Linked DNA regions of Homo sapiens: all the other regions are linked to region 3. Evidence: chromatin loops called from intact Hi-C (ENCODE). Cell type or tissue: heart right ventricle. All regions are shown on one strand.

Region 1 (4,000 bases), 290 kb after region 3:
TTGGACTAGAAAGAGCTCAAACCATTTTACATTCCTGTTTGAATTTTTCCAAAGCAAAACTCACTTTGACCCCATTAAGAGGCAAGCCTGGCACATCTATCCCTGGGCCTTTAGAAAGCCATTTGCCTCAAATGGCTATAGGGTTGTGGGGTGGAGGGAGGAAGGGCTGGGAGGGAGTGGGGAGGAATTGCTAGCTGTAGTGTGACACATTGTAGTGTTTGCCAGGAAAGGAGCCAGTCATGCCGGAAACACTGACTTCTGGGAAGCCACCCAGGTCTCATTCCTCCCTGCTGTTGGAGGCAACATCTCCTCTTTTTACAGAGGGTACATCCTTTTTTCTTACAAATTCTTCAATAAAGACACATTCTTGAGTGAAATCCCAATCATGTCCTGTTTTCTTTCTGCTTATCCCCAGGTGTTTTGTTACAATGGTGTGAGGAGACCAGGTAGGTTCATGGGCCCTGTCTTTCTTTGACTTGGTTTAGCAGTGGCTTCTCTCCACAGACGAGAGTGTCTGGGAAACCTGGGAGCCAGTATAAGCAACTGAAGCCCCTTCAGAGTCGCTTTTGGCTCTAGTGTGTGCAGCAAAATCTAGAAGCAGACCATTATTCCAGACATACCTAAAATGAACTATCCTGGGCACTTGGCCACCAAGTTGGAAGGTCTGGCTAGAAAGGCCATATAAACCCTGTTGTTGGGGTGCTATTTGTTGAGTGCTTACCACTTGAAAGACACTACTGAACACTTTGCATGCATTGGCCAGCTCACAAGAATTCCATTTTTAGAGTGGAGGCCATAAGTTGCCCAGGTCATATGGTGAGTAAGTGGAAAAGTTAGGGTTCAAAGCTGGGCCAAAGGGCAAAACCCATGCTCTTAATGAAGATTCTTTTACTGCCTGGTTAACACTATGGGGGAAAAAGGGAACAGGCCACAGCTCCCTCTCCCAGGCTTAGAGAGCTTGGGATAGATCTTAAAAGGAGGAAGCAGAGATTGTGTCAGGCTGTATTTGGTAGCACTGCTTGGGGATAGCCTAAGGCCCTGAGGTCTAGACACTCAGGTTGTTGGAGGGAAATGGGGTCCCAGGCCTTCCCTAAAGTATGTGTGCAGGCCTGAGATGGGGGGAGCCAGTTTTAGATGCATTGTGCTTGAGATGTGTTTTGGTTGTGCAAGGGTAGGACCAGGGTTTTGAGACACCACTGAGAAGGGCAGTTTGCAAGGACTTACCGGCTCTAGCTGGATTAGGCCACCAAAGAGGGATGGTCAGTTTCGTGTCCCCAAATATAGGAACATCCTCTGAGCCTCTTTATGTCCCCCTCCATATTATAATTTGGGGTCCCAGGGCAGTGATTCAATTTTGGTTAACTGTGTCCTTAGCACTTAGTGTGGGTCTCAGTCCAGTCACACCAGAGTCTGAATGAATGAATAAGGGAATGAATGTTGGGGCCCAGATGTGGAAAGCTTTATGTAGTGTCTGAACCCTGCCAAAAAAAGCTACACCGCCCTTTCCCTTCTCCAGGGGGACCCTCGGCCCTTCCTCTCCTCCGGGTACCACAGCCTACTTTTGAGCAGCGGTTTGTATGTCGTGACGTTTTGGATATTTCCTTTCCCAATGTTAAACTTGGGCAACATTACAGGATTAGGGAACTGTGGAAACAAAGCTCCCTTAGTGACTTTTCCCAGTTACAGCCCCACGATTGGGGCTGAGGGAAAGAAAGAGCTGGGGACTGCAGAAGTATTTGGAACATGCAATCCCCAGGAAACTAACTTCCTGGTCCCCACCCATGTCATTGATTGGTTGTAGATTACACATTCCTCTCTTACTATGACTGTGAGGCTGAGACAGCCCCCTAAGCTAGGCCATTCCCTCCCAACAAGATGGGGCAGGTGAGCCTGGCTATATGGGAGAGGCTGACTAACAAGAATTTTTGGGTAGTCTGACTCATGGCAGAGTTCTGGAGATGGAGGGTTGATGCTGGTGGCCTTTGGGCCTGGGGCTGGCTGGGTGGAGCTCTAAGGAAAGGTCTCGGTCTTCAGCCTTTGGCCACCAGGGGTCTCCAAATCACCACTGTACTGTCCCAGAGAGTGACCACCGGACCCCTGGTTTTCAGAATTTGCTAGAAGATGCACCTGATGGAGCAAATCTTAGAGGCTGACCGGAGGCTGAGAGTGCTCCCCCTCCTCCAGCCACCCCTACAGGACCTGAAAGCAAAGCTTACATATAGCTGCCAGGCTAAGCGCCTGCCTGCTGGAGCCAGAACATTAGAAGAGAGCGTTGGCCAAGGATGTCTGGCCGCATACATACTTCAAACTCCCATGCTGGCCTCCTGAGTTGTGTACAAGCTACCTCTGAGCCCTCCCCTAATCAACCCCCCTTACTTCCTGAGTGGAGGCCAGAGCACCAGCCCCATTCCCCTGATGTAACACTGTCCCTTTCTGCCCCAGACCTCCAACACCAGTGAAATTTCCATATTCAGGTTTCACCTTCTCCTAGGGGGTTGGCCTCCCCTACATTTGTACTGGGCATCCAAGGCCAAGAAGCGGGTGGCAACAGAAGCCTCAGGAGCAGAAATTGCATTCAGTAAAATTAAAATAGTCTCCTAACAAGTAGTTCATTGTGGCTAGTAGGTGGTGGGGGTGCAGGAAAAATGCCCTCCCAGAGCTTAAGTGCTACCATGTGCTGTGTTTTGGAAGCCAAAGGGCCGGTGGGAGGGTAGGAGAGAGGAGGGGAGGCTGGTGGCAGGCAAGGAGCTGCTGTTACTGATCCCCAGCCTTTGATGTAGGGCCAGGCCTGACCCCAGGACAGCCGCCGGCCACTGCCAGGGGAGCGGTGGGACTCACTGCATTCCTGGGGGCAATTTACACTCTGGCAGGGGGAGAGAGGAAAATTTCTACTGTGGGAAGGGGGAGTGGGGGGAGGGAGGCCGCTGCAGCAGAGGTTGGGGGAGAGGGTGTTGTAAAGAACAATGGAGGTAGCCAGGACACAGAGTAGCACTCTCCTGCTTTGCCCTGGCTCCCTCACCCACCTTGGGTCCAGGCCTCCTCCAGGAAGCCATCTCTGATGGAACCCAGAGCTGGTGAGGAGCTCACATGGGCTGGCTCAGGTACAGCCCAGGGGATGCAGAGAAGCAGTTGCTCTTTCCTCTTGGCTCTGGGAGCCTGGACTGTCAACCATGAGGGCATCTATGACTGAGCTAGGCTAGAGGAGGGGTGGGAGGGTGGTGCGCATGGGCAGGAGGACATTTGCCAGTGAATGTGGATGAATGTTAGTCATAGCAATAGCTAATCTTTATTGCAGAGTGGCCATGTGCCAGCGCTAGTCATGTGATATGCCAGTACTTCACATGTATTTCTCATTTAGCCTTCACCACAGCCCTACTACTATCTGCAGATGAGGAGACTAAGGAGCACAGCTAGTAACACCGTGGATTCAGCACTTGAACCCAGATAGTCAGGACTTGAACACAAAGCTCTTATCCAGTACATTACACATTATGTATGTATGTTTTTGTGTTTCAGTGTCTGCCTGTTTCCTGATGTTCCTTAGGGACTGTGTCTGTGTGTGAATTCTTTTTTTTTTTTTTTTTTTGAGACAGAGTCTCGCTCTGTCACCCATGCTGCTGAAGTGCTGTGGTGCCGCAATCTCGGCTCACTGCAACCTCCGCCTCCCAGGTTCAAGCGATTCTCCTGCCTCAGCTTCCTAAGTAGGTGGAACTACAGGCGTATGCCACCACGCCAAGCTAATTTTTGTGTTTTGTTTTGTTTTTTGAGATGGAGTCTTGCTCTGTTGCCCAGGCTGGAGTGCAGTGGCACGATCTCGGCTCACTGCACACTCCGCCTCCCGGGTTCAAGCGATTCTTCTGTGTCAGCCTCCTGAGTAGTTGGGACTACAGGCATGCATCACCATGCCTGGCTAATTTTTGTATTTTTAGTAGAGATGGGGGTTTCACCATATTGGCCAGGCCAGGCCAGGTCTCGAACTTCTGAACTCATGATCTGTTTG
Region 2 (4,000 bases), 71 kb after region 3:
GAGAACAGGACCCATGGGCTCACATCTCTGGAGATGAGGCCTGCTGCATGTTGAGTGGCCAACGAGGACACCCCTGGTGAGGGCCCAGCGGTCCCCCAGCCATAGCTCTGCATCATGAGAGGAGGTGGTGGGGAGCCCCGAGCAAACCAGCCCTGGGCTGTGGAGAGCCAGTTGTCATAAAGTTGGGAAATTGGGTCCTGCCCCTTCCCCTGGCCCTCTCTGGGGCCTTGGGCCAGTCCCATCCTGCTGTGGACTACAGGCTTACTGTTCACAAAGAGAGAGCATATTTTTTGGGCACCTAAATCCATCTGGCTGCAGAGCCCATGTGCCCTCCAGCTGGACTAGAGAGCTCCCAGACCTTCCACAGCAGCCATTCATTGGCTGTAAATGAACATCCCAGGGTTGTCATGGGAACTTGCCGGGCTCATGCCTGCTAACCACACCAGCACTCCTGGCCCTTTGTGTCACTGGGGGATTTGCTTCCAACTCTCACTTCCCCAGGGCCCCTTGGTCCTGGGAGTGTAGTCGAGGGGTCGCACCTCCCTGCATACGCCGGCGTGGCTGTAGCAGCTCTGCTGTGAGTGTGAGTGCGTGCTCCTCAGGGTGCAGAATGCCAATGCCTCACTCATACCCAGTGTCCTGGTTGTACTTCCTGAATCTGATAAATCCCCCTTTTTGTGTCTCAGGGCAGACAGAGGTTCTGGCTGCCTTTTACTTGAGTCATGGGCGCTCCAGAGTGGCAGGGTAGTGTGGTGCAGAGAGACTCACTGCTCCGTGTGTGTCCTCTGGCACACCCTCCGCTCTGGGGCCCCACTCTCACCTCGTTCAGTTGACCTGAAGGAGCTCCAGCCCACTCCAGCCCCTTCCCACCCATCATGCCAGGCTATAACTCCACTGGAGCAGTAGGCGGACCAGCTGGAGGCCTTCTCAGCAGAGCAGAGAGCTCTCAAGGAGCAGACAGGGGGAGGTGTTGGCAAGGCAGCTGCAACAACAAGTTCACCCCGCTTTGGATTTTAAAAGGATCGAAATTCGAAATCCTCTTCTGGGGTTATGTGAGGTGCTGTGGGGTCTTTTTCCTTCCTCCTTTCTTTTTGGTAGGCAAGCAACATACCAAGTTCCTAGAAAAGGAGAAAAACACTGTGGCAGCCCAGAGGGCCATAGCTAAAGCGTGACTCACTCAGAGCCGATCCTACTGACACACGTCCCCTCCCTCCGTCCCACTCTGCCATTGCCCCCTCCTGTCAGGACCAGACTAGGGGGTCTGGGACTCCCGGGGAGCCATGCACCCCCCACTTGGGTGGTGGTGGCAGGGCAGGGGAGTGTTGCCAAACCTCAGGAGGACTTGGAGCTGCCCGTGCCACTTCCTGTGGAGAGACTCCAGTGCGCCTGCCGCTCAGCCCTGCAGAGCCTCAGCTGTGCCTGCCCGTGCCCTGGCAGAGGGTGGGAAAGTCCCACCAGCAGTGTTGAGTTGAAAGCTCAGCCACACTGGCATGTGCTCTCCGGGGCCTGTTGTCACACCATGGCACCTCTCCCCTACCGCCTCCAAGACAGAGTCTTTTCCTACCAGGTGTGCCAACCATCGGAGATGAGAGGACACCAGCTTCTACTATTTGCCAGGCATTGGGCTAAGTGCCCTCCATGAGATTATCTTATCTTGCTGAATCCTAACCCAGTTCTGGAGTTTGGTGCTGGGATTTCACTGTTGTACGCATGAGGAAATTGAGGTTTAGCAAGAGATTCACAGAGCAAGGAAGTGGCAGAGCCAGGACTAGGAACCTGGCTCCCAAACCCACCGTACTTTCTCCTGAGCTGTCCTCCTCTCAGCGTCTTGAGCCTCAGAGACCCACAGGATGCATTTGCAGCTTCCGCGGCCATCTCTGACCAGGGGAGAAAACCCACAGTGCCTCTGCTCTGTGGGAACCTTCTGGACAAGAGGCCCGAGCAGCCCCATATTCAGGGCAGCGGCACTGGAGCTTCAGAGCTAGAGCAGCCCACTCCTTGACGTGCAAGTGACCCTTTGCAGTGACCCTTCACCTGTGCGATCAGGCTCTAGCCGCCTGCGGGCCACCAGTCAGACTCCTATGGCAGCTGACAGGGCGGACCTGTATAGGCGCTGGAGTTGGCGTTTCCGTGGGGAATCCAGAGGACGGGCTGGCCTTTGTTTTGCATCGAGCCCTTTGCCAGCAGAATTCCCCGAGATCACCGAGGGCTCTCAGAGCCGCCTGGATGCGGCTCCCGGGGAAATCCGCCAGCAGCCACACATGCCCTCTGCCTCTGAGAGCTGATTGTAGGGAGAGGCAGCCCAAGGCCCCCATGGAGCTCTCCTTCCTGTTGTCCTCCCAGCTTCTCCCCCTAGCTTCTCCACCCAGCCAGCCGACACAGGAGCAGGGCAGTTGGGTAGAGAGGCATCCTTCCTCACTGCCTGCCCCAGTGGGCCAGGAAACCTTTCCCAGGCCTCTTAGACAGGGCCTGCCCACCCTCCCAGCCCCCAGTGTGGTGTAAGGTGTAAGGGTCCTCTCGGGGCACTTCCTTTTGTCCACATGTGAGTTTTCTCCAAAGGATCAGAGCCCAAAGCTGCCCTGCCCCACGCCTTTCAGAGGGAGGGTCTGTGATGTTCTAGCCAGGGCAGAGTCACAAGTACGAGGTAAGGGATGAGTCAGCTTTGATGGAACAGAAGGAAAAGTCATTCGGGGCCTGGGGCCCTGCCCAGGGACACATCTGGGCATGAGGCAGCTGTCAGTTGTGTGTGCAGCTCTGGGGCCCTGCAGACCTGGTCTTGGATCCTGCTCTTCTGCTCACCAGCTGCATGACCTTGGCCAAGTCCTTTCACTTCCCTGTGCCTTTGTTGTATCATCTGAAACAGGACCGTGAGAAAATCCCCCTCATTGGCCACTGTCAGTTTCTTCCTCTGCAGTGGTTGTGGGGCCAAGTGAGAACTGACATATTCCGTGGTTCGGAGGTGGCTCGGGGCCAGCCCTTGGGTCACCTTCCAAGGTGGAGTCACTCACCTCTGCTGGACTTCCTTTTCCTCATGTGTGAATGAGGAAATTGAACTAAATCTCAGGTCACTCCCAGTCTAGAATATTACGTGAGGCTGTTTTTGAGAAATCTCTGAAAGTTGTTCTAAGCCCTAAGCTGTACCCCGAGATTCAGCCCGGGCAGCAGGTCCAGGGATGGCCTGTGCAACACTCAGATACCTGGGAGAGAAGCCGATCCCTGCTGGGACAGCTCGGCTGGTGGCCAGAAAAGTCTGGGGCCTGATTCCTCTGCTCTGCTCCCTGGAGAGGGGGTCGGGGCAGCTGCTTCACCCTCTGACGAGAAGCCTACCTCCTACTGTTCAGGATTGGGTGTTGGCCCAGTGAGGTGTGTCCTGCCTGCGTGTCTTGTGCCTGTTGCTATAGACACTGAGGTTTGTTCACTCTGTCTCCCACTCCTAGGACACATCGGATAACCATCACCAACTTCTGCCTCGGGAAGCATCTGGTGAGCGAGGGGGACCTGCTGAAGGACCAGAGAGGGAGCCCTGCCTACATCAGTCCCGACGTGCTCAGCGGTACGTGTGTGTGCCAGACATTGGGCCTCTAAGCTCAATACAGCCAGGCTCTGTGACAGTCCACTCAGCAAATTTGTGGGCAGGCCCTGGGCAAGGTGCTGGGGCTTCACTGGGGGCCCAGACCAGTACTGTCCCTCCCCATACAAAATGTTTGGTCTGTTGGAGGTGGAAGACGTAATGATAACATGAATGCATGTTTAATTCCTCTGAGGTTAGTGCTAGGGAGGAACGGGATTGCTGTGAGAGTGGATGAAGGGTGCTTGGAGGACTTTCCCCACAAGGTGTGACAGTTGAGCTATGATCTTAAGGGAAACTAGGAATTCCCTGGGTATGTGTGACTAGGCTGAGGCTGAGGGTCCCAGAGGCAGCACAGCACGTTGGAGCAATTGCAGGCTGCTCAGAAAGTGAGCCTGGTTCAAGGGGAAGCCAGAGAGGTGCGCAGGGGCC
Region 3 (4,000 bases):
ATAGAATTCAAGCATGGTGGAAACTATGTCCCTGCACCCAAAGAAGGTTCTTTTGAACTTTATGGAGACCGAGTCCTGAAACTGGGAACTAACATGTAAGCAAATTCTTCTCTGAGTGAATTCAAGTCCAAGGGAGGTCACTTCATTTAAAAAAAAAAAAAGAGAAACAGCCAGACTTCTGCTATGAAAATCCCTGCCGACAATAGGAGTAATTTCCCCTTAGGTACACTGCATACAGAGGCCTGACATTTCAAAGGGCACCCAGGAACGCCAAACATAAGGCAACTCAACAGAATGAAAAGATACATGATGTTCAATAGCCATGCAAGAGAACTAGCCAAAATCTGTGTTGCAGTGGAAATCCAGAAAGACTTATCCGTTCTGTAAAGCTGCATATATTTTCAGTGATGCGTGTTACTCTTCACAAGAGGAGGCATTGCCACCCAGCCTCCCCAGGTGTTTTTCTTTAGGAAGAAGTGAAATGTGAATGGTTAACACACACTCAGTTGCATTCTGTACCCACAGCACCTTTCTGGATGCTATTTAATGTCTCAGAATAAAAGCTACAAACTATGCTTACGAGTTAGAGAGAAGTCCGTGGAAAGGGGCTGGATAATGTCACCATTTTCTGTTGACACACCAGGTACAGCGTGAATCAGCCTGTGGAAACTCATGTGTCTGGATCATCAAAGAACTTAGCCTCATGGACCCAGGTGAGCTTCTGCCTTCCTTGCCTACCCTCACAGCTTCTCTCTAGATACGGAAGTCTACATAAAGAGAGGTGAGAACGCTTTAGATTTCGGATCTAGCCAACATTTCCCCTGTTGTGTGCAATCTTCTCCATTCCACCTTACGAGTACACAGGTTTTAATTGTAGCTTTTCATGGAGACTTCCAGTGATCTCACTAATTAGGTAATTTTAGGCTTGGCTCGGCCACCATAATTAAGAGGAACCACACACCAGGACATATGCAGTAGCGTAGTACCAGTGCCATTAGGTCCGTGATTGCTGACATCAGCACTCGTGTGTATTCTGATCATTAAAACATTTCTTTTTAATGTTTCCCTCTATAGCACCGTGGTAGCTAAGTCAGAGTGGGGGGTTTTAGTTTCTCTGAATTCCATCCTTAGAAGTTTTCGCTGAACTAGCTCCCAGCTAGCTGTAGGAGAGATCACAGAATATTAAATTATTCAGCAAACATTTATTAAACTGCTTCTATGGGCTGGGGACCCAGGGACACGAAGCTGACGTAGATGTGGTCCCATCTTGAAGGGGCCTGTGGTACCCTGGGAAAGACGGTGAAAGAAACAACTCAAATGAGGTGGAGGAAGGGCTGGCTGGGGATCCTGCACAAAGTGCTGTGCCAGAGGAATTCATGTCTGTCCAGTGGACAGGGATCACAGGGATCAAGAAGGCATTTCAGAGGCGGGGATATTGAAGTGGGGCTCTAGAGTAGGTAAACTATGAAACAGCAGAGAGGGAGAAATGGGCACACGGACCAAGGTGACAGAGGGGCAAGAGTGTTCCCGGGAGGAGGATGGCGGTGTCTCCCACGAGGCTTACGTAACGGATCACAGTATCATGGAGGCTTGCTGGCAGAGACTCGCCTGGACAGGACCCTGGGGCCTGACCAGGAAGGGTGGTAAACAATTTGGGCTTTGTTCTTTCGACAGGAGGCAGAGGGCTTTGTTTCAAGCCAGGGAGAAATGAGACAAAAACTGCATTTAGGTAACTGGTGGTGGAGTGAGGGGAGAGGCAGAACAGGGGAGGCCAGGCTACAAGGAAGAGGGGTACAGGATGAGGCAGGATGAGGACTGTGAGAGGAGGGAATGGACTCGAGGGTGTGTTCCCGGCCGTCACCACCTGAGGGCAGTGTGGCAGCGCCTCTGGAAGGAGACTGGACTGAGGCGACTTGTAAATGCTGAGGGAAACCGATTGACAGGAAAGGAAGCCATACACTTCTTCAAGGAGGAAGGTAGTGAGAGGAGAAACGTGGATCCCTGGGGCTTCCACTCTTGCGGAAAGTATGAAAATCTCTGGTTTGCAAAGTTGCTACATTCCCTCTGCTACTGACGTGATTGTTTTTCTTTTGGTTAAGGCTGCTTTCTACACTTTATTTGGACCCAGAAATAATTTAAATAGCAATTGTTCTACCTTATTTTATAATACCTACCTGTGTCTCTGAGGTTTTAGCAGGAAATGTGATTGCCTTCATGTGGCTAAAAATCATGCAACTGTTTCTGCAGGAAAGCATTGCTCCAAACCCTCTTGCTAAAGAAGAGCTGAATTTCTTGGCCAGGCTGATGGGAGGGATGGAGATTAAGAAACCCAGTGGCCCTGAGCCCGGATTCCGGTTGAATCTCTTTACCACCGATGAAGAAGAGGAGTATGTTTTAAACCTGTTTCGTTAAAGACATATAAAAATCCCAAGCATGACAAGAACACAAAATGACTATTACAAACCAGTGGCACTTATAAATATTTGTGTAAATATCACAAATAAAATACCAACAAATTTAATAATCTAAATAGCCCACCAGGATGAAATGGCCTGAATCTTCCAGAGTCATTCAAAAAAAGAGATGGGGCCGGGTGCAGTGGCTCACGCCCGTAGTCCCAGCACTTTGGGAGGCCAAGGCAGGCGGATCACAAGGTCAGGAGGTCGAGGCCATCCTGGCTAACATGGTGAAACCCCGTCTCTACAAAAAAAAAAAAAAAATTAGCTGGGTGTGGTGGCACGCACCTGTAGTCCCAGCTACTCGGGAGGCTGAGGCAGGAAAATCACTTGAACCCGGGAGGCAGAGGTTGCAGTGAGCCAAGACTGCACCATTGCACTCCAGTCTGGGAGACACAGCAAGACTCTGTCTCAAAAAAAAAAAAAAAAGAGACGGTGTGATGGTGCGCACCTGTAGTCCCAGCTACCCACGAGGTTGAGGCAGAAGGATCGTCTGAGCCCAGGAATTTAAGGTTAAGCAAGCTGTGATCATGCCACTGCATTCCAGCCTAGGAGAGAGAGCAACACCCTGTCTCTAAAAAATGATAATAAACAAAACAAAAAAAGAGTTATAATGTTTTACTTATCAGAGAACAGCTGAATAAGCAGTGTTAGAAGCCAGGATGACCAGATTAAGACAGTGTGTTAAGAAACCAGAGTGAGGTTGGAGCTTGATTTCCCTGTATTAGACAGTATAACCCAAAACCAACAGCAATAGTAAATCACCCACGGTGATTTATAGTGCTTTACAGTTTACAGAGCACTTTTGCATGCATTATCTCATGTGATCCTCCTCAAAACCAAGTATTTGGCGTGAGTGTCACCTTTCATTGAACTATTAATAACTTCTTTTGTTTAATTCTGTGTGACAGGTACTATGTAAAGTCCTGGGAATGCAAAGATGTAAGACCTAGAGCCTGTCCTCAGGAAGCTCTCAGCTTAGTGGGAGAGTGAACGTGTACAGATATAAGTTATTTCAGTGCTGTGTCATGAATGCGCTAATTGAGGACAGTGACTGACTTTGCACTGGCAGATTGAAGGAGCTGGCATTTGATCTAGGTCTTGGAGTTTGCCAAGCAGAGGAAGGGAAGAAACATTCTTGGCAGGGCTTATAATGTGCAAAGTCACAGAGAGATAAAAGAACTTGACTTTCTAGGTCGTAGGGTACATTGGTGGGAGATGGGGTAGAAAGTTTAAGAGAAATGGCAGATGAGGCAGAAAAAATAGGTTGCCAACTGATCAAGAGCCAGTTTGCCATGCTGGCAGGGAAAGAACCCTAATGTTGCACCCATTTTCTTTACCATCTCATCCAGACAAGCAGCGCTAACCAGGCCAGAAGAGTTATCCTATGAAGTTATCAACATACAAGCCACCCAGGTACGTACAGGGGATAACACAGGGTCCAATCGTATTCGCTTCCTCATCTTTTTTTTTTTTTCTTGAGACAGGGTCTCGCTCTGTCACCCAGGTGAAGTGCAGTGGCTTGATCTCAGCTTACCGCAACT
Region 4 (4,000 bases), 270 kb after region 3:
TAAACAAAAGAGTGGCTATTTCATAACAGAACAGCCTTTTTAAAAATTATTTTTTATGGAGATGGGGGTCTCACTATGTTGCCCAGGCTGGTCTCAAACTCCTGGGCTAAAGTGTTCCTCCTGCCTTTGCCTCCCAATGTGCTGGGGTTACTGGCATGAGCCACTGTGCTCGGCCTAAGAAGCCTTTAAGAACCTATCTGAGTGAGGAGGGGATCATATAGATCAACCTGAGATGGCCCCCACCCCCACTGTTCATTCAGGACTAATGACACTGCAAGTCCCAAAGAGAAAGAGACGCCAAGAGGAGGAATCCCAGGCAGAGAGAGGCAAAATCTCGGAGGCTGTTGGACAGGCAGGGAAAGGCTCCACCTCCACTCTCTCTAGAACCGCCCTGCTTGACAGCAGGCAGGGTGGGGTTGGGTGGCTGGCTGTGAGTGTGACTCAGGTTTCTGTGGGCAGCCAAGGGCAGCCGGCAGGGAGGAGCCCAGACCGACAGACCGGCTGGCCAACTGCAGCTTTCACCTCAGCTGTCCTCTGTCCTGGGAATGCAGAGGGCTCTTGTCTAGCTGAGCTGGCCCTTGGGGGCTAGTTGACTCCTGCTTTCCTCCCCCAACCCCAACCAACCCTCAAGTTCCTTCCCAGAGCCCTCGGCCCTTGGCTCCCTCCCCTGTGGCATTACACAGGATGGAGAGTGAGGGGTCACTGCCTCTAGGGAGGAAACAGAATGTCTGGGGAAAAGGGTATAATAATGATTGGTCCTGCACCCTGAGGGAGGGACTGGGGGAACCCTGGGCACCAGCTTGCAGCCTCAGCGGCCCCCCAGCCCTCCCTAGCCTGGCTGGCTCGTGTCTGGACAGGCTGGTTGTCATGGTGAGGGCTAGGGGCCAGAATGCAGCTGCTACAGTCAGGCTACCAGGCCTAAGTGAACAGAGAGTGCTCAGGGACCCCCCAGCCCAGCTTCCTCAGAGTTGACCAGCTGAGAGACCGCGGGAGCTGAAACCAAAGAGCTGTGGTCAGGGACTATAGACTTCCCCTTGGTGATGGGTGAGAGTTCAGCCAGCACATTCCCTTCGTGTTTCTGGTGCCTGTTTGTTGGCTTGTTTTTGGAGGGTGGCTGGAAGGGAATACACGTTTCTTTTATGCCTTTTATGCGCCCAAGTGCTGGGCATGCGTGGCTCACCAGTCTTTACAACAACTGAGAGAGATTTAGCAACTTGCCTAAAATGGCAAAGCTGGGATTAGAACTCAGAACTGACGGCCACGACAGTTAGTGATCTTTGTTTTCTGGGAACCAGGCAGTGTAGCTGTTCTAGGGGGAGGGAGGGGGAGAAAGTGACTTGAACTTTACCTAAAAGACTGGATATTCCATCACGAGGCCACAGGTGGTAGAAGGCAGGTGCTGGCATCATTTGGGGTTTGGCAGTCTGAAGAGAAAGACACTAGCGAAATGCTTGGCACATAGTAGGTCATTAAATATTTTTCTAATGAAGAAGCCAATTCTGTGTGAGTCATTGCTAGTTTTCTGGGACATCTTGGGAGCTTCTGGAGCTGAATCGCAACAGCGGAAGACGCTAGCTCGAAAGAGGGACTTTCCAAGACCAACCCCGGCGAGAGAGGAATTTGTGGAGCATCATCTCTGAGCCGGGCGCGGGGGGAGGGGGACAAGGAGGAAGCGTGTGTGTGACCCAGGATTACCGAAGGCTGCGGACGCCACCCAGCGGCCAGGATGCTGCCCAGCGCAAGCTGGGCTCTACCAGGCAGGCGCGCGCGGAGCACTCCGGGAGTTGTAGTTGACTGTGTTAAGAGGCGGTGCTGCCAAAGGGGCTGTTGGGTGTTGTAGTCTGACGTTTGTTGGGCGGGAGTTGCCCACGTCGGCCGGACCACTAGTCCCGTGGTGCCCCGCGGGAGGCCGCGCAGGCGCAGTGAGTCAGTGCCGGTCGGTCTTGTGGGCTGAGGGGCAGCGGCTTAGGCTCCGGCGTCTGCAGGGGTCGCCGAGCTAACCCGTGGCTAGGCGAGTGGGGCGGGGCGGCCGGCACCATGTCGAGGCAGGCGAACCGTGGCACCGAGAGCAAGAAAATGGTAACTTGGAGCGCGTGACCTCGGCGGGCGGGGCGAAATTGAGGCGTACAGGGAAGGGGCCCGGCGCCGAGCGCGAGGTGCGTTTGGAAAAGGGCCTTCCTGTGAGCTCTGGCAAGGGGAAGCCTCTTGCTGGGTCACTCCGGGGGCGTTCCAGGCAGGTGAGGGGACCGTCGGAGAAGTTCCCCGGAGGAGACCCCGCCCCCAAGGCCTGAGTGCAGCTCTGTGCTAAGCCAACAACAACGACGGTAATAAATACCAATAACTGCCACTTAACTTCTCTCTTACTATGTGTTGGGCACCGGGCCACGCACGTTACAGCATCTCAGTTAATCTGCAGAGTAGCCCCTATCAGATGGATAACATTGCCGTTTTACAGCTTGGAGAGCTTACGTAATTTGCCCATATTTACACCTGGGAAGTTAGGATTTGGACCCGTGTTTAACTCCAAAGCTAATGCTAGGAGCTGACTGTTAGGCTTTACTCTTAGGCTACAGTGTCTCGTACTGTGGCGTGGGTATTGTGAGAGATGTTCAGATACTGGTCGTGCCAGAAAGGAACGTTTTATTCAATGGAATAAGAGATGGGCCAGAGTAAGCAGTGAGTGGTGCCCCTCTAATGGAGTGGGTGGCTCCCTTCTTTCCCAGGGAATAGTTTGGACACCATATGGTCCTATAAAGTTGGACTAGGGGCTGGGGCTGCAGACTTAGGTCATTTTTCTTTCGTTCTTCCCTCCCTCCCCCCGCCCCCAGACGAAATCTCTGTCACCCGGGGTGGAGTGCAGTGGCACTAACTTGGCTCACTGCAACCTCTGCCTCCCAGGTTCAAGCAGTTCTTCTGCCTCAGCCTCCCGAGTAGCTGGGATTACAGGTGTCCACCACCACGCCTGGCTGATTTTTGTATTTTTAGTAGAGATGGGGTTTCACCATGTTGGCCAGGCTGGTCTCGAACTCCTGACCTCAGGTGATCCGCCTGTCTCGGCCTCCCAAAGTGCTGGGATTACAGGCGTGAGCCACTGCGCCTGACCAATTTTTGTATTTTTAGTAGAGACGGGGTTTCACCATGTTGGCCAGCCTGGTCTCGAACTCGTGGCCTTAAGTGATCTGCCTGTTCAGGCTCCCAAAGTGCTGGGATTACAGGGGTGAGCCACCACACCCGGCCAAAAGACGAGAATATTTTGTTAGGAAACAATGTCAGGTAAGGGGAAACACATGGACCTTGGTTGGAATTCTGACTTACTTGATTGATCTTCAATTTCTTTATCTATAAAATGGGGATAGTAATGTCTACCTAATATTAAATGGGATGGTGTAAAATGTGAGGGGCATGGTAAATGTTTCTTTCTCCTTTTCCTATGAGATGAGTAGAGGTCTTCCTGGTTAGTTTTTGTACTTTGCTCTCATTTTATCCATTTTTTAAGCCTGAAATCAATATTGAAATCTTTAACAAAAATCTGCAGACTCTACCCCCAGCCCCCAGTATTCTTCGTTTCAGTGAAGTAAGGTAATTAGGGAGGGGCAGCAGCATACTCCTGCCCTCAAGGCTCTTGGAACTCCCTTCTTCTAGATAGTCACTTAGCCCACTCCTGCCTTCATTCATAGTTACTCAAATGTCACCTCCTTTGAGAGGCCTTCCCTCCTGATTACCTGCCTAATTCTCTAACCTCTAACTCTATGCTGGTTGTCTTCATAGCACTGTCTATTTAATTTTAAATGATATACCCAGGCTGGAGTGTAGTGGCATGATTGAGGCTCATCCAGCCTGACCTCCCGAGTTCAAGCAGTCCTCCCGCCTCAGCCTCCCAAGTAGCTGGTACTATAGGTGTGCACCACCATGCCTGGCTAATTTTTTTTTTTTTTTGTAGAGCTAGGGGTCTCCCTGTGTTGCCCAGGTTGGTCTCGAGGTCTCGAACTCCTGGGCTCAA
Region 5 (4,000 bases), 120 kb after region 3:
CTCCTCTTCCCGGTTTCTTTTTTGAAAATCGTTGTTGCTGTTGTTGTTATTGTTCCCAGAGTAGTTGCCTCTGCCCCAGCCTCTTCCTCTGGCTCGAAACTGCTATTGCAATAAATGAGGGAAAAAGAACAAAGGATCATGCCAGGAATGGGGAACAAACCCCCCTGCTTTTTGTTCAAACATTTTTCTGGTGTGGAATAGACAGCTGTCTTCCAGTCATATGCTGGTCAGCTGGTTTCCAGCCATTCCCTTTCTGCTCATCTCAAGTCTGCAGCCTACACAGAGGACAAACCTGCCCCAAGGGCCTCCCTATAAACAGCAGTAGTCAAGGTTAAGTGGGGGAAGTTCTGAGACCAGAAGCCATAAGAGGCTTTCTAGCTAAGTGATTATGAACAGAAAAGTAACAAAAAATGGAAAGGCCAGGAAATGTGGGAAGGAGAACCAAAGATTCCAGGGTCTTTGGATTGGATTACTTATGTCAAAGGCAACAAAACTGGTATTCTGATGAAACGTGATCAAAGCTGGTAGGAGCAAGGGTCTCAGAGAAAGGGGGAGAGGGGAAGGTCTTACAAAGGTTCCTCGAGCTCTGCCACCTCCTCTTTCACTTGGACCCACAAAGTCTTTGGTCCCCAGTCTTGATTTGTCAAAGCCCGTGGTGCTCTCCTCTCTTTCCTCTGTCTCTTCAGTGTACTCTTCTGCTTTGTAGGAGTGAGATGACTGGGAGGAAGAGGAGGAGGATCTGGACCTGTCTCTTGCTCTCCGATGCTTCCTGTGAAAAGAGAAGAGCCAGGGTGATCAATCATCTTTCTAAGGGACACTGCTTGGCTGGGGCCTCATGGATAAGCACAGGGCAATCAAAAGTATGCCTGTGATGGAAGAAACTGATGATGAGTAACCTTATAAAGCCAGCTCACCCCCAACCTACCCACCCAAGATACTTCCTCTCAATTCTGTCAGTCATGTTCAGTGACACATCTATGTCTGAGTCTGTGATAAACATATGACATACATAGAAGCAGGAACAAAACACAGTCCATGGCCTCCAGGAGCTCAGTCTAAGATACAGGCATGAATTAATAAGGGAGAAGGAAATTAACACTATATTGAGAGCTCCAAAGTATCTGGTACTGGGCCAGATAAATAGCTTTGTATATTATCATCTGTTAGTGCGTTCTATTACTTTTATTTCTTACAGGAATGCTACCTGTCTTACAGGGTTCTCTAAATAAACACTGTGTTTAAACACTTTACACCAACATAGCTGGCATGCAGTAAAGGACAATACAACTCAGTATTATTTCCCTCATTTTACAGGTAGGAGGCTCAGGTGAGAGAAGCGAGCAGAGTCTGGATTCTAACCTAGCTCTGACTAATTATACCACGACTCCACATATTACCTCCCACTGAGCTCAAACAGGTTGTGTGACTAAGCCTAGGATCTGGCGCAACTCTCCCAGAGTTATTTCCCTTCCCTTTCCTTCATCTAGGGGAAATTACAGACTAGGGCAAATTAGCTTAATACGATGAGTCATTATCTATGTACTAAAGTCAGTACCAGCCCTGCCATGTGATAGTGGAGGTTACTGAATACCTCTAGGGGGCAGCAAGGCCAGGATCCCAGGAGTGGAGGAGTAGCAGAGCCAGCCAAATGTCAGTAACCTATCATTGTCCTTCCCTCCCTCAGTCTTCCATTATGAAAGGCATCATGCTCCCTGCTCCTCACCCACACACACTTATTCATACAAAGGGGAAATCTAAGTTACTGTGATAGGATTCATGTAACTTCAACTCTGACCCCACTAAACATCCGTGCTATTTCAAGAGGTTTTCAAAAATAAGAGTCTCTGGCCGGGCGTAGTGGCTCTCTCCTGTAATCCCAGCACTTTGGGAGGCCAAGGCGGCTGGATCACTTGAGGTCAGGAGTTCGAGACCAGCCTGGCCAACATGGCGAAACCCCATCTCTACTAAAAATACAAAAATTAGCTGGGTGTGGTGGAAAGCATCTGTAATCCCAGCTACCCAGCTACTCAGGAGGCTGAGACAGGAGAATCACTTGAACCCAGGAGGCAGAGGTTGCAGTGAGCCGAGATCATATCATTGCACTCCAGCCTGGGTGACAGAGCGAGACTCTACCTCAAAAACAAAACAAAACAAAAAAAAAAGACTCTCAAAAGGCCTCAAATTTGAGTCTTTGCATTGTCTTTTTTTGTTGTTGTTGAGATGGAGTCTCACTCTGTCGCCAGGCTGGAGTGCAGTCGTGCGATCTCGGCTCACTGCAACCTCCACCTCCTGGGTTTAAACGATTCTCCCGCCTCAGCCTCCTGAGCAGTGGGGATTACAGGCACCCACCACCATGCCCGGCTAATTTTTGTATTTTTAGTAGAGACAGGGTTTCACCATGTTGGCCAGGATGGTCTCAATCTTCTGACCTCATGCTCCACCCACCTCAGCCTCCCAAAGTGCTGGGATTACAGGCGTGAGCCACCGCATCCGGCCAGCATTGTCTCTTATTAGCTGTGTCACCTGGGTAAGTCATTCTTCAGTTATATAAAAAAAGTTCTGGCTGGGCACAGTGGCTCATGCCTGTAATCCCAGCACTTCAGAGGGCCAAGGCAGGCAGATTGCTTGAGCCCAGGAGTTCTAGACCATCCTGGGCAACATGGCAAAACCTCAACTCTACAAGAAATACAAAATTAGCCAGGCATGATGGTGTACACCTGTAGTCCCAGCTGACTGTGAGGCTGAGATGGGTAGATCACTTGAGCCCAGGAGGTCAAAGCCACAGTAGGCCAGTGATTGCATCACTGCGCTCCAGCCTGGGCGACACAGCAAGACCCTGTCTCAAAACGGGCCAGGTGTGGTAGCTCATGCCTGTAATCCCATGCTTTGGGAGGCCAAGGAGGTGGGTGGGAATCACTTGAGGCCAAGAGTTCAAGACCAGCATGGGAAACATAGCAAGCCCTCGTCTCTACAAAAAATTTTTAAAAATTAGCCGGGCATCATGGTGCATACCTGTACTCCTAGCTCAGCCTAGTTGGAAGGCTGAAGCAGGAGGATCACTTGAACCCAGGAGTTCAAGGATGCCGTGAGCTATGATCGTGCCACTGCACTCCAGCCTGGGTGACAGAGCAAGATCGTCCAAAAAAATAAAAAATAAAAATAAATAAATCACAGAATACCGGGGTTTGCAGGGGACTTGTTCAAAGTCACATCGCAAGTCAGAGGTAGGCATGTGTTCCAGGGAGAGGAAATCAGAGTTAGTAATTCAGACTCAACTCTGAAATGCTTGAGGGGTTCATGTTCCACTTCTAAGTGGCGGCCCAGGCACTACTGTACTACCACTTCCATTCCCTGCTGAGGATTCGCAGGTTCTTTATCTATGGGCGGCCCCAAAAGCTGCCAAGGCTCCTAATGCATAAGTAACACATTGGAATGGGAGACAAAGTATAACAAAAGATCCGTGTTTGAGGTCAGCTGATACTTGTGATTTTTTTTTTTTTTTTTTTTTGAGATGAAGTCTCACTCTGTCGCCTAGGCTGGAATGCAGTGCTGAGAACTCGGCTCAGTGCAACCTCCTCCTCCCAGGTTCAAGCGATTCTCCTGCCTTAGCCTCCCGAGTAGCTGGGATTACAGGCGCACGCCACCATGCCCGGCTAATTTTTTTTTTTTTTCAGTAGAGACAGGGTTTCACGATATTGGCCAGGCTGGTCTTGAACTCCTGACCACGTGATCTTCCTGCCTCGGCCTCCCAAAGTGCTGGGATTACAGGCATGAGCCACTACACCCGGCCAATACTTGTGATCGTAAGGCACATTATTCTAAGCTTGGCTTATCTTTCAAATGGGCAAAATGGATATCACACCAACTGTTCAATTTATCTCAAGGGGTTATGAAAAACTGATATAAAAACGCGGCCAGGCATGGTGGCTCATGCCTGTAATCCTAGCACTTTGGGAGGCCGAGGTGGGTGAATCATGAGGTCGGGAGTTCAAGACCAGAC
Region 6 (4,000 bases), 78 kb after region 3:
GGAGGCACCTGCACCTGAGAACTTCCCTTCTAGAGGGGAGACGGGGAGTCACAAGTAGACAAAGGAGGGGACCTGCAAGTAGTCATCCGGGCTGTGAAGGAGGCAGGTGGGGTGTGGGGACGGTGACAGGAGGAGCGGCCAGCTCATCTGGAGCCAGCTAGTTATCTGCTGTGCCAGTGTTCTTGACCCCCTGCTTGTGAGCTGCTGTGCTGGGTGCTGGGGCTGCAGACCCATGCCTGGCTCCCAGGGGCTCGCCATCTGGCCGGGCGGGGCAGGTGCTGTGAGCAGGTGCTGAGTGAGCCCTCTCCTTGGGGCAGGAGAGGTGCATCCTGAGGAACAGGGGAGCGGGGAGCACGGGCAGGAGCTCAGAGGACGACTCTGGGGGGACTGGAAGTGAGGGTGGCAGGTGGAGGGTCCCAGGTGGGATTCCAGGCTGGTGAGCCACGGTGGTGCTGTGGCCTGAAGACAGTGTGGTATGTGTGTGCCCGTAGGCCGGCCGTACCGTGGCAAGCCCAGTGACATGTGGGCCCTGGGCGTGGTGCTCTTCACCATGCTGTATGGCCAGTTCCCCTTCTACGACAGCATCCCGCAGGAGCTCTTCCGCAAGATCAAGGCTGCCGAGTATACCATTCCTGAGTGAGTCCTGCCTCCCGGGGGGTGGGGGGGGCAGCCAGCCTGATGGGCTTAAGGCAGGGAAACGGCACAGTGAGCCTGGGCATCCTGGCCACAGACCCAGCACCACCCACTGAGCCCTCCTCCCCAACTCCCTGCCTCAGGGATGGACGGGTTTCTGAGAACACCGTGTGTCTCATCCGGAAGCTGCTGGTCCTTGACCCCCAGCAGCGCCTGGCCGCCGCCGACGTCCTGGAGGCCCTCAGTGCCATCATTGCATCATGGTAAGTGGACAGGCACTTGACCGGGCACAAGGCTGCGTCCTCAGGGCCTCTGCCCATCCTACCCAGAAAAGCAGCCAGTAGTCAGCCTGCTTCTCTGCCAGTTAGAGTCAGATTTCCAGATTCTCTGCATGGACAAGATTGGGAGGGCATAGGCAGAACTGAAGGTTGAGCAACTATGGGCTGCCATAGTTACCCAGGCCCTGCCAGCGGGGCATGGGCATTGCCTCACTGAGTTCTCACCACCACCTGTAAGGGAGAAATTGTCCCCCTTTATGGGATAAGAAAACTGAGGCTCAGAGAAGCAGTCTCTCATGGCAGGAACACAACCCAGGTGTGTCTGACTCCAGTTAAGTCTGGGATCAATGGACCTGGTCTCTCTGGGGCCAGCCTGACCTGTCTGCCTCCCTGCAGGCAGTCCCTGTCATCTCTGAGTGGGCCTTTGCAAGTGGTTCCTGACATTGATGACCAAATGAGCAATGCGGATAGCTCCCAGGAGGTGAGTTGGGGAGGGCAGATGGGCCATTACCCAGCCCCAAGGGACAGGCTTCTGGGGGCAGGCAGGGCAAGGGCAGAGGTGGCAGCTACCCGCAGGCCACAGAGTTTCCTTGGTCTTCTTCCCCAGCCTTGGGGTGGGAAAGGGAGACTTCAGTCCTCAGCCTGAGCTGCCTGGGGCCTGCCTTGGGCTTGGTGTAGCTGGAGATCTTTGGCCAGAGAGACCTGTGAGACAGCCGAGCTGGAGCCAGTGCCCAAGTGGCCCAGGCCAGCCCTCTCAGCTTCCTCCTGCTGCCCAAGTCACATTTCTCTGCCCCCTGACTCAGAGTTCTCTCTCACCCTTCCTGCTTTTCATTTTTCAGATGATTCATTTCTCCCTATTTCTTTCCTCCCCATTCCCTGCACTGGAGAAAGTGTTGGGCCTAGGGTGGGGGCAGAGACTTGGGCACCAGGCAGCAGAGGGCAGGTGATCTTAGGGTGCCCCCTGGAGGGCAGGGCTTGGCCGAGCAACAGCATTGCTGGGCCCTGGATATTGGAAGGACCTTCCCTCCCTGGCCCACCTTGGAGCTCCACAGTGAGCAGTGTGCAGGTAGGACCAGGAGGGGCCGTGCCTGGGAGAGCCTCCCAGAGCCTCCTGGCCCCCGAGGAAAGAGAGTTCCAATCCCTACCCACCTCCAGCTTCCACCCTTTAGCTGTTTGGCTAAAATCATCATCACTAGCCCGCAGTGAGTGCCTACCCCGAGGGCACCTCATTCAGCCCTCACTGCGGGCCTGCGTGGCCTGTGTTCTTAGCCCCATGTTACAGAAGAGGAAACAGGGTTAGAGAGGACTTTCCCAAAGCCACACAGCTTAGAAGTAGTGGAGCTAAGCCTTGAACCCAAGTCTCATCCGGAAGCCCTGCTGTCTCCTGTGGTGACTGGCACGGGGACACCACTTCAGCTTCTGTTACCATCTGCCTAGACCATCCCAGGGAGCTCAGCATGGGGCCCTGCGTATGTGGCTCCTCCAGGTGCTGCGCCCCCAGCCCAGGGCTTGCTCGTACCTCTTGACGTGCATTAGCCGCCTCAGGGCTCAGAGAACCTTTGCGAGGGGCCAGACAGCTAAGGCTTCTGAGGTAAAGTGACCTCTCACGCAGCCAGTGAGTTAGGAAGCATGAGTCTGCGTCAGTCCCGGGTCCGCAGGGCGGCCTGCAAGGGGAGTTGAGGTTGGCTGGAGGGGGTCAGGGACCCACCCTCAGCGCCACTCCCACCCCCGGCCTTGAGGCCTGAGGGTGTGGTGCCTGGAAGGGTGACTGCAGGAGCCAGGCTGCCAGCACTCTTGCCTGCCCTCCTGTCTGCTGCGCTGCCTTCATCTGGGTTTATCTTTGTCTCCTTCCCACCCTCCCCGCCTCAAAGGCGAAGGTGACGGAGGAGTGCTCCCAGTACGAGTTTGAGAACTACATGCGTCAGCAGCTGCTGCTGGCCGAGGAGAAGAGCTCCATCCATGACGCCCGGAGCTGGGTACCCAAGCGGCAGTTCGGCAGCGCACCACCGGTGCGACGGCTGGGCCACGACGCACAGCCCATGACCTCCTTGGACACGGCCATCCTGGCGCAGCGCTACCTGCGGAAATAACAGCCTCAGCCGGGGCCACCAGCACTGCTGCCACTTCTTCCAGCCCCAGCCAAAGGCGTGGCTGTCAGGGCTGGGCCCTGTAGTGCTGGACTCTCCCGGGCCACAATAGGGACAGGGCAGGGACAGGGACAGCCCAGGTCACACGTGGGGTCAGCAGAGGTACCACGAAGCTACCTTTTGGGATGATTGCTCGATTGTTTGGTTTTTAAATCTGAGAAGCCTAGATAACTAATCTGCTTTTAATCACGATGTTTTAATCTACCTCTGTCTCTTTAACCATGCTGTCTCTGGACTGAGCAAGAGGGAGGAGGGAGCCTGCTCACCCCACTCCAGGGCCTTCCCCAGCGGCCACCAACTGACCTGGGGCGCTGCTCCCCACAGTCCAAATAAGCTGAAAGTGCAGCTCGCTGCAGGCCCCAGAGCGAGCTTCCCCTCCTCCCTGCTCTCCCAGGCCCCTGCCACAGCCTCTTTCCGTCCCTCTCTTTCTGATCCAGGCCCCTCAGTCCAAGCTTTGGAAAACCTTCACCTCATCTTAAACCGAACTCAAATATATTTATTTTTTTACCATACCAACTTCTCTCCCATCTCTAGGTGGCTCAGTCCATGGCCACTCCCTGCCCCCAGCCTGGCTGGACAGCAAGGAATCCACAGCCCACACGTGAGCTCCCTCCTCACCCCCAGGCAGGGAAGCCCCTCCTGCCAGTCCCTGTCCCCTTTCAGCCCACCAGTCCCTCTCTGCTGCCGGTGATGGGAGGCCTTTCTAGACCTGGCTCTTTCTCTCCCGTCTCAGTGGCTTCTCTGAGGTGCTGTACACGCGCGTTAACCTGTTCCCTTCTCTATCCTTCCCCGTGGTACTGAGCTCACGTGGACTCCCAGTGCGAAGGGGCCCATGGGTTGGGCTGCAGGCCTGGCCGTGAGCGGGGGCTGCCTGCACGCTCCCCTAGCCTACTCTTGTGTTTAGGGGATGGTGGGAACATATCCCAGTGCCCTTGCCTCATA

Evidence for each region. Hi-C counts contacts between places; a loop is a spot of excess contacts. Peaks named below come from ENCODE experiments on the same cell type or tissue, not always from the same donor. Only the 100,000 strongest peaks of a DNase experiment are listed, where the experiment ranks them.
Region 1: it touches region 3 in a loop (2.4-fold over the local background); 28 of 110 quality-filtered maps call a loop at or near these places.
Region 2: it touches region 3 in a loop (3-fold over the local background); 99 of 110 quality-filtered maps call a loop at or near these places.
Region 4: a loop joins it to region 3, with 2.7 times the contacts of the local background. A loop is called at or near these places in 31 of 110 quality-filtered maps.
Region 5: it touches region 3 in a loop (2.3-fold over the local background); 20 of 110 quality-filtered maps call a loop at or near these places.
Region 6: it touches region 3 in a loop (13-fold over the local background); 99 of 110 quality-filtered maps call a loop at or near these places.

Annotation. Positions count from the first base shown.
Region 1 is chr1:36,132,955-36,136,954 of GRCh38, reverse strand. It overlaps TRAPPC3 (trafficking protein particle complex subunit 3), which reads left to right. Exons shown (of 5, transcript NM_014408.5): 5 at 1-383. Among named protein-coding and RNA genes, the nearest start is that of COL8A2, 9.7 kb to the right of the region's middle. In heart right ventricle, a CTCF peak has its summit at 2,039 (motif pointing right); a DNase peak (open chromatin) is centred at 2,044; H3K27ac peaks cover 2,511 bases.
Region 2 is chr1:36,348,253-36,352,252 of GRCh38, reverse strand. It overlaps STK40 (serine/threonine kinase 40), which reads left to right. Exons shown (of 11, transcript NM_001282547.2): 7 at 3,438-3,553. Among named protein-coding and RNA genes, the nearest start is that of EVA1B, 27 kb to the right of the region's middle. RefSeq lists an enhancer at 2,697-2,826. In heart right ventricle, no CTCF peak of the experiment used is centred here; DNase peaks (open chromatin) are centred at 1,182 and 2,138; H3K27ac peaks cover 3,256 bases.
Region 3 is chr1:36,418,863-36,422,862 of GRCh38, reverse strand. It overlaps OSCP1 (organic solute carrier partner 1), which reads left to right. Exons shown (of 10, transcript NM_145047.5): 6 at 1-95; 7 at 644-713; 8 at 2,248-2,387; 9 at 3,809-3,872. Among named protein-coding and RNA genes, the nearest start is that of SNORA63C, 2.3 kb to the right of the region's middle. RefSeq lists an enhancer at 1,126-1,625. In heart right ventricle, a CTCF peak has its summit at 1,869 (motif pointing right); a DNase peak (open chromatin) is centred at 1,862.
Region 4 is chr1:36,147,416-36,151,415 of GRCh38, reverse strand. TRAPPC3 (trafficking protein particle complex subunit 3) reads left to right here and starts at 1,930. Exons shown (of 5, transcript NM_014408.5): 1 at 1,930-2,079. The coding sequence starts at 2,038. RefSeq lists enhancers at 1,377-2,036, 2,167-2,246, 1,600-2,260. In heart right ventricle, a CTCF peak has its summit at 1,724 (motif pointing left); DNase peaks (open chromatin) are centred at 435, 855 and 1,755; H3K4me3 peaks cover 2,750 bases; H3K27ac peaks cover 2,946 bases.
Region 5 is chr1:36,297,655-36,301,654 of GRCh38, reverse strand. THRAP3 (thyroid hormone receptor associated protein 3) reads right to left here. Exons shown (of 12, transcript NM_005119.4): 10 at 571-769; 11 at 1-102. Among named protein-coding and RNA genes, the nearest start is that of SH3D21, 6.7 kb to the left of the region's middle. In heart right ventricle, a CTCF peak has its summit at 1,591 (motif pointing right); no DNase peak of the experiment used is centred here; H3K27ac peaks cover 1,323 bases.
Region 6 is chr1:36,340,756-36,344,755 of GRCh38, reverse strand. It overlaps STK40 (serine/threonine kinase 40), which reads left to right. Exons shown (of 11, transcript NM_001282547.2): 8 at 492-636; 9 at 777-896; 10 at 1,308-1,392; 11 at 2,783-4,000. The coding sequence ends at 3,001. Among named protein-coding and RNA genes, the nearest start is that of EVA1B, 19 kb to the right of the region's middle. In heart right ventricle, CTCF peaks have their summits at 1,668 and 1,871 (motif pointing left); a DNase peak (open chromatin) is centred at 1,875; H3K27ac peaks cover 549 bases.